Regions from separate parts of the Homo sapiens genome. Here region 2 is linked to region 1. Evidence: chromatin contacts called from ENCODE Hi-C or POLR2A ChIA-PET data. All regions are on one chromosome and are shown on one strand. The core of a region is the stretch at or near the end of the contact, and the rest is flanking DNA. Distances in the headings are between cores, read along the strand shown.

Evidence for each region. A loop is a pair of places that touch in the nucleus more often than their neighbours do. ChIA-PET counts read pairs that join two places held with the same protein, here RNA polymerase II (POLR2A). Pooled maps may share reads with other maps.
Region 2: a loop to region 1 is called in a pooled map, with 2.1 times the contacts of the local background. The contact joins two enhancer-like sites. A Hi-C loop is called at or near these places in 2 of 168 maps with a recorded cell type or tissue (astrocyte of the cerebellum and endothelial cell of hepatic sinusoid) and 2 of 50 pooled maps. POLR2A ChIA-PET finds 5 or more read pairs at or near these places in 4 of 52 experiments (B cell, CD4-positive, alpha-beta T cell, H1 and 1 more).

What each region holds. Positions count from the first base shown.
Region 1 is chr19:38,133,714-38,137,489 of GRCh38, forward strand. The region is part of intron 10 of SIPA1L3 (signal induced proliferation associated 1 like 3); the gene reads left to right. Among named protein-coding and RNA genes, the nearest start is that of SNORD152, 27 kb to the right of the region's middle. Within about 2 kb of position 2,083, at least 2 of the 41 ENCODE cell types and tissues checked have a DNase peak (open chromatin) inside an H3K27ac peak, as active enhancers do.
Region 2 is chr19:38,046,758-38,050,533 of GRCh38, forward strand. All of the region lies in intron 2 of SIPA1L3 (signal induced proliferation associated 1 like 3), which reads left to right. Among named protein-coding and RNA genes, the nearest start is that of SNORD152, 110 kb to the right of the region's middle. RefSeq lists enhancers at 1-63, 932-1,680, 2,334-2,863. Within about 2 kb of position 1,919, at least 13 of the 41 ENCODE cell types and tissues checked have a DNase peak (open chromatin) inside an H3K27ac peak, as active enhancers do.

The DNA.
Region 1 (3,776 bases), core at 833-3,332:
TACCTTTGACCCTAGGGAAGTGGCCTTACCACCCTGTGCCCGGTTTCCTCATTTGTAAAACAAGGACAATAACGTCCTTTCCACAAGAGCGTTTGTGAAGTTGAAGGAGATCCAACTTGTAAAGCACGTAGGACAGGCCAGACCCAGTGAATTTGTGACTGTGGAGTGCTGGTGGCTCTCAGCACTTTTGGAGGCCGAGGCCAGAAGATCACTTGAGCCCAGCAGTTCGAGACCAGCCTAGGCAACATAGCAAGACCTCGCCACTACAACAAATTTTTTTTTTTTTTGAGACTGAGTTTCACTCTTGTTGCCCAGACTGCAGTGCAGTGGCATGATCTTAGCTCACTGCAAGCTCCGCCTCCTGTGTTCAAGCGATTCTTCTGCCTCATCCTCCCGAGTAGCTGGGACTACAGGCATGCACCACCACACCCAGCTAATTTTTGTATTTTTAGCAGAGACGGGGTTTCACCTTATTGGCCAGGCTGGTCTCAAACTCCTGACCTCATGTGATCTGCCCGCCTCGACCTCCCAGAGTGCTAGGATTACAGGCATGAGCCACTGCACCCAGCCCAAATTTTTAAAAATCAGCTAGGTGTGATGGCACATGCATGTAGTCTCAGCTACTCAGGGTGAGATAGGAGGTTGAGACTGCAGTGAGCTGTGATCACACCACTGCACTCAAGCTTTCTCAAAAAAAAAAAAAAAAAAAAAAAAGCCAGGCTTGGTGGCTCATGCCTGTAATCCCAGCACTTTCGGAGGCCAAGGCGGGTGGATCATGAGGTCAGGAGTTTGAGACCAGCCTGGCCAATATGGTGAAACCCCGTCTCTACTAAAAATACAAAAATTAGCCGGGCATGGTAGCGTGCGCCTGTAGTTCCAGCTATTCAGGAGGCTGAGGCAGAAGAATCACTTGAACCCAGGAGGCAGAGTTTGCAGTGAGCCGATTGCACCACTGCACTCCAGCCTGGATGACAGAGCGAGACTCTGTTTCAGGAAAAAAAAAAAAAAAAAAAAAAAAAGGCACGTGGGACAGTACTTGGCCTATAGGAGGCGCTCGAGAGACACTGGCACCAAGATACTGGATGTGAGGACTGTAAAGGGCACATAACCCACATTGGATAGGGTGGTCCGGGAAGGCCCGAAGGTGAGGGCAAAGGCCCTTAGCTTGGAGACAGACCAGAAAGAGGACCTGCATGGCTGCAGCAGATTCAGCCAAGAGGAGGGCACAAGATGGGGTGACGATGAGTGCCATATTCACATATGACCTTGCTGGGCTCACACCAGGGCTGGTGTGATCTCTGCTTTGTAGACGAGAAAACCGAGGCCCAGAGTGAACAAGTCACTTTGCAGAGTTGTACAGCTAGTAAGCAGCAAAGCAAAATTCAAATCCAGGTCGGCCTGTCTCCATTATACTCTGCAGCCTCTGAAAGCCATCACGAGCTATTAATACACGGGCATGCGAGTGATGTCCCCACCCTCACCTTCCTGAGTCGTGCTTGCTCTCTCTCCACTTGGTGGGGGACAGTTCTGGGCAGGCCTAAACCCTGAACCTGAGGGTGTGGCCACCCCTACCCACATCCCAGATGGCTCAACCTCAGGACTCCAGTCATGCCCCGGGTGTCTCCGGTTCCCAGCCCTTTTCTCCTGCCACCTTCCTACCCTGCCCGGAGCCACAGCCCAGCCACACCTGCTTAGATCTCTGCAGGGGCAAGTCAAGGCCAGATAACCCCACAGGCAAGTGCCCTGGTGGCTACGCTCCTCGAGGAAGGACATGCACCCCTCTCCACACACTCCCACGGGTGCACACGATAAGCCAGCTTGCGCATCGCATGACTCTCACCCCAAACATGCAGGTAGGGACAAACTGAAAGGCAAAGAAAAGTCTGCAGTTCTCCAGCTTTGGGGAGACAGGGCCAGGGAGAGTGCAACCAGACAGAGGAGTTCTTCTCCCTGCCCTTTTCAGGAGGAAGACATTCCCTCCTGTTCCCTTTATAAGGCAGCTGCTGAAACAGGATCTCCCGTTTGCAGGGGTGGGCGTGGGTCAGGACTTGGGTGGTTTTTGTTGTTCTTCAAATGCAGAGGTGTGTAGCTGACCTCATTTGCAGAGCTGATGACCCAGGCTCTGGGCTTTCTCCAGCCTGTTGATGCAACCCTGGCTCAAATGTCTGTTGTAGTGAGCTCTGAGGCGAGCAGTGAGGACGGGATAGAAGTGCCCTCGCTGCCACCAGCCAGGCCGCATGGCTTGCACGCTGACCCCATGCTCTCAGACACCGAGGAGAATGCATGGGGTCTTCCTCCTACCCCCAGGCCACAAGGCTGGAGTTTTGTTTGGGTTTTTTTGTTTGTTTGTTTTAGTTTTGTTTTTCTTCTTTTTTCAGACGAAGTTTCACTCTCTGTGCCTAGGCTGGAGTGCAGTGGTGTGAGATCACGCCACTGCATTCCAGCCTGGGCAAGAGAGTGAGACTGTCTCAAAAAAAAAAAAAAAAAAAAAAAGAAGAATGCGTAAGAAAGTGGGAGCAGTGGTTGCTTCTGGTAGTTGAAACTGGAGGATGGGATTGGGAGACAGGGATGCGTGTTATATCATTTTAATCCTTAAAAAAAATTCAAGGGCCAGACGCAGTGGCTCACACCTATAATCCCAGCACTTTGGGAGGCCGAGGGAGGCGGATCACCTGAGATCAGGAGTTCAAGACCAGCCTAGACAACATGGTGAAACCCGGTGTCTACTAAAAATACAAAATGTAGCCGGGCATGGTGGCAGGCGCCTGTAATCCCAGCTACTCAAGAGGCTGAGGCAGGAGAATCACTTGAACCCGGGAGGTGGAGATTGCAGTGAGCCAAGACTGCGTCACTACACACCAACAAGGGTGACACAGCAAGACTCCGTCTCAAAAAAAAATTTTTTTAATCAATAAATGAAGCAGGCCTTCTCAAATGTTATTGTGTATCAGCATCATCACAGGCAGCTCAGTCAAATGCAGATCCTTGGGCCCTGCCTCAGGGGATTCTGATGCGTGTAATCTGGGATGGGGCCCAGGAATCTTCATTATTTGCTGAGCTCCTGATAATTTCGATGATGATCATTTTCAGATCACTGGGGAAGGCGAGAGCCGGGAGGAGCTGGGGCAGAATCTTTTCCAGAGCCCCAAGGTGGTTTGGTTGGATTTCAGAAAGTGGAAGTGAGGCTTTTGCTTCTGTTTGTGGGAAAAGCAGGTAAACTGTCCTTAGAATCAGCTGGAGGAGGCAACTGCATCAGCTCTGATTTGTTAAGCAGTTGTCATGTGCAGACTCTGCTAACGCTCAGAGAATGCTCACAGCCAGCCCCATATTACAGATTAGGAAACTGAGGCTCTGAGAAGAGAATTCCTCACCCACACCCATGTAGGTGATAACGGGGCTAGAATCTGGATCAGCCATCTGGCCCCGCAGCCCTGGTCTGTACCTCTCCATGCTGCATGCTGCCTTCATTTTTGTTGTTGTTGTTGTTGTTTTTGAGATGGAGTCTCACTCTGTTGCCCAGGCTGGAGTGCAGTGGCATGATCTCAGCTCACTGCAACCTCCGCTTCCCAGGTTCAAGCGATCCTCCTGCCTCAACCCCCCTAGTAGCTGAGATTATAGGCACGTGCCACCATGCCTGGCTAATTTTTGTATTTTTAGTAGAGATGGGGTTTCACCATGTTGGCCAAGCTGGTCTTTAACTCCTGACCTCAGGTGATCCACCCGCCTCGGCCTCCCAAAGTGCTGGGATTACAGATGTGAGCCACTGCACCTGGCCC
Region 2 (3,776 bases), core at 669-3,168, 87 kb before region 1:
CGTCTGTCAGTTGCTCAGTAAGTGGAGGGCTTTGCTGTCCCTTCTGCTGTACCCACAGCTGCCCGCTCAGAGCAAGGTGGCTCTGATCCTGCAGGAGGGGGCTCTCTTTGAGAGCACTTGGGTGTATCGTGTCTCAGAAAACCCACATGGCTTGTAGCTGTGGCTGCCTAACAGCACCACCTGGGTGGTTGAGTGGCTCTTCCAGAGACCCTTAAGTGGATGGGCTCCCCAGCCAGGCGTGGTCCCCACTGCTAAGTATGTTATAGGTGTTGACCCACTTAGTCCTCCCAAAAACCCTGTGAGGCAGGCACTATCCAGTTTTACACATGAGGAAACTGAGGCACGGATAAGTTGGGTTGTTTGCGTGAGCCACACAGGTAGGAAGTGGCAGAACCAGGATTTGAACCCAGACCATCTGGCTTCATAATCACTCTGCTATACTTCCTGCCAGCCTGTTCTCCCCCGCCGACACACACGCACGCACACACGCACGCACTCACACACACTCCTACACATTCCTCTCTCTGTCATATCACCTGGTTTATTTTCTTCATGGCACATATCACAGTGGATTTGTGGGCTTGTGTATTGCCTGTCTACACCCTATAGTATAGCCTGTGAGCTCCTGTTTGACCATAGGAATTCTGTGTCTTGTGCATTGCCATATCCCCAGCATCTAGAACAGGACCTGGCCCGAAAGAGCTGCTCAGTAAATATTTGTTGAATGAATGAACCGACATGGCCAGTGACACAATGTCTCACTGGGTAGGTTTGTGTTATTTTTTCCTCCTTCGACCTCGATCCCTCCTGCCACTCACTTTATAGTAGAGGCAGTCACAGGCGATCTGTGGGTAGAGCGATGATTGAACCCGGGCCGGGCTGACCCCAGAGCGCACGCTCCTTTGCCCGCCCCTGCCACACTGGTATCTTTCCCTTGATGCTGACGGAGGGATGTGACACCGCAGCCAGCCAGGTCTCCTCATGGAGGGCCTCGGACCACGTGTCATTTTAGAGACCCCAGCGGCAGTCCAGATCCTGAAGTCCGACCTTTGATTCAGGAACAGAGCAGCTGCAGGAGTGCCAGGCTGGGCTTTCTGGTCCTGTCTCTCATCCTCAGCTCCAGTCAGCTGGGGATTAACCCCCTGCCGTCATCAGGAGAAATACAACATGGGAAACCGGCGGTAACTCCACTGTGGTAAAGGATGTGAGGGAAACAGTGACCCACTGCAGAGGGTTTCCTGAGCTCTCGTGCACAGAGAATCGTGCGTGTGCCTCTGGGTGGGCAGGGGACATGCAGCCTGGGTGAACATTTCCCATACACTAGGATGAATTGGCCCTTCCTGTTCATGCCTCTAATGCCCCATTTCCCTCCTACAGAGATTTTCTCTTGTTTAACAATTAAAAGATAGCAGGCTGCTTTGTGGTTCTCAGTCAGGATGCTTTTTAGTTGCAAGTAACAACCCTGGCACCATCTGGCCAATGGTTAAGACATGTGATGTGTTCTAGAAGCCCAGGGGTGGATGGGCACCAGGTGGATAGGATCAGCAGCTCAAGCATGTCTGTCAGGGACTCAGGTTCTCAGCCTCCAAAGGCCTCTGTATGCCTCTTGGTTCCAGAATGGCTTCCAGTGATAATCAGGGCCACTTGCCCTTGTCCACAGGCATCAGGAGAGAGAGAACACACCCCACTGATGGTTATAAGTGGTTCCCCTCAGTCTACAGCTGGTCCAGCTGAGGTCACGTGCCCCTCAACCAGGCCGGTCAAGTTACTAGAGGAATGCCACATCCTGATCACTCTTGACCAACTGGGTTCTGTTGTCTAGTAGCTGAAAAAAGCAGAAGTGGAAACTGAGTAGACAACCATTAATGCCTGCCAAGCTCAGTCCCTGACCAAGTCCCCTCCCTAAGTTAGCAAATCGTGTCAGGCCCAACAGATTTTGTGGCATTTGAGAACAAAGAAGTGTGGTTTTCTTTTGAAGAAGTTTAGTGACTTGCGTCCAATTTCTGCCTCCTGCATCATCCACCCTCAGTTAACACCCAAAAAAGGGGGCAGGCTGGGCGCGGTGGCTCACACCTGTAATCCCAGCACTTTGGGAGGCTGAGGCGGGCAGATCATGAGGTCAAGAGACCATCCTGGCTAACACGGTGAAACCCCGTGTCTACTAAAAATACAAAAATTAGCTGGGTGTGGTAGTGCACACCTGTAGTCCCAGCTATCGTGAGGCTGAGGCAGGAGAATCGCTTGAACCCAGGAGGTGGAGGTTGCAGTGAGCTGAGATTGCGCCACTGCACTCCAGCCTGGGCGACAGGGCGAGACCCCATCTCAAAAAAAAAGCGGGGGGTGGACAGGGGGCAAGTGGAGTCTGGCTGCCAAAGACTACTTGTCTGATGGTGGGGAAAAAAAATGGGTGTCTCCTCCCTTGTCACTGGGAAGGTTTTTGTTTCTCTTTCCATCTTCATCCTCTATAGGTCCTTTCATTCCTTCCCCCAGTCTGAAATATTTCCGGTGTGTCTGTAGCTGTGCACACATCCTTGCAAAATATATATTGAGGTTTGAGTAAAGAGTCAGCTTCCGGGGTTTGGAGCTCTGTATCTCATTCTTTCGGTTTCTTCTGGTTTTCACCAAATAGCATGTGTTCGCCATCTAGCCACGTTGCTGGATGTGTGTCCAGTGTATGGCGTCTGGCAGCTGAACAGTTGTACATGCTGTACATCTGCCACGGCTCACGTGTCTGGTCCCCTGGTGTTGGGCATCCAGGTTGCCCCTAGCTCCACCCCACTTCAAACCATGCTTCAAGTGAGCATCCGCCTACCTTTGCCTTAGGAACCCATGGGGCTTACCCCCAGGAGTCAGTTGCAGCCGGAGATAGGCATTCTCTCTCCCCAGGGGTGGGATTAAGGCACCTGCCACAACACCCAGCTAATTTTTGTACTTTTGGTAGAACTGGGGTTTTGCTCCATTGGCCAGGCTGATCTTGAACTCCTGAGCTCTCTATGAGGCTGCTCTGACCCGCGTTCCCCCGAGAGCACAGGAGGGTCCCGCTTCCCCATACCTCTCGCCACTTTGCTGTTGTCCTGCTTCCCAGTTTCACCAATCCGAAGGGTGTCAAGTGGGGTCTCCGGGGTTTTAATGCTCTGATGGTGAGTCTGGCTGAGTGCCTCTTCATGCCCCTGTTAACCTAATTCAGGCTCCCCTTTCCAAGAGAGGCCCAGTCAGCACAGGCATTGGAAGGCAAATTCTGGAGCCGGTGACCTGCGTTTGAATCCTGACCCTGCCATGTAACCCAGCAAGTTAGTTCACCTCTCTGAGCCTCAGAGCTGCCATAAATATAAAATGGAAATAATAGTAGTATCTATATTGTAAGGTATTTTGAGGATTAAATGAGATAATATATGTAAAGCATTTAAGACAGTGCTGGCTGGGCATGGTGGCTCACGCCTGTAATCCCAACACTTTGGGAGGCCGAGGCAGGTGGATCACTTGACGTCGTGAGTTCGAGACCAGCCTGGCCAACATGATGAAACCCCGTCTCCACTAAAAATGCAAAAATTAGCCCGACGTGGTGGCGCATGCCTGTAATCCCAGCTACTCAGGAGGCTGAGGCAGGAGAATCCCTTGAACCCAGGAGGCAAAGGTTGAAGTGAGCCAAGATCACACCACTGCACTCCAGCCTGGCCAACAGAGTGAGACTGTCTCAACAATAACAACAACAACAAAAAAACAGCGCCTAACACATATGTGATCTGAAAGCATTAGCAATTATTATCACTATCACC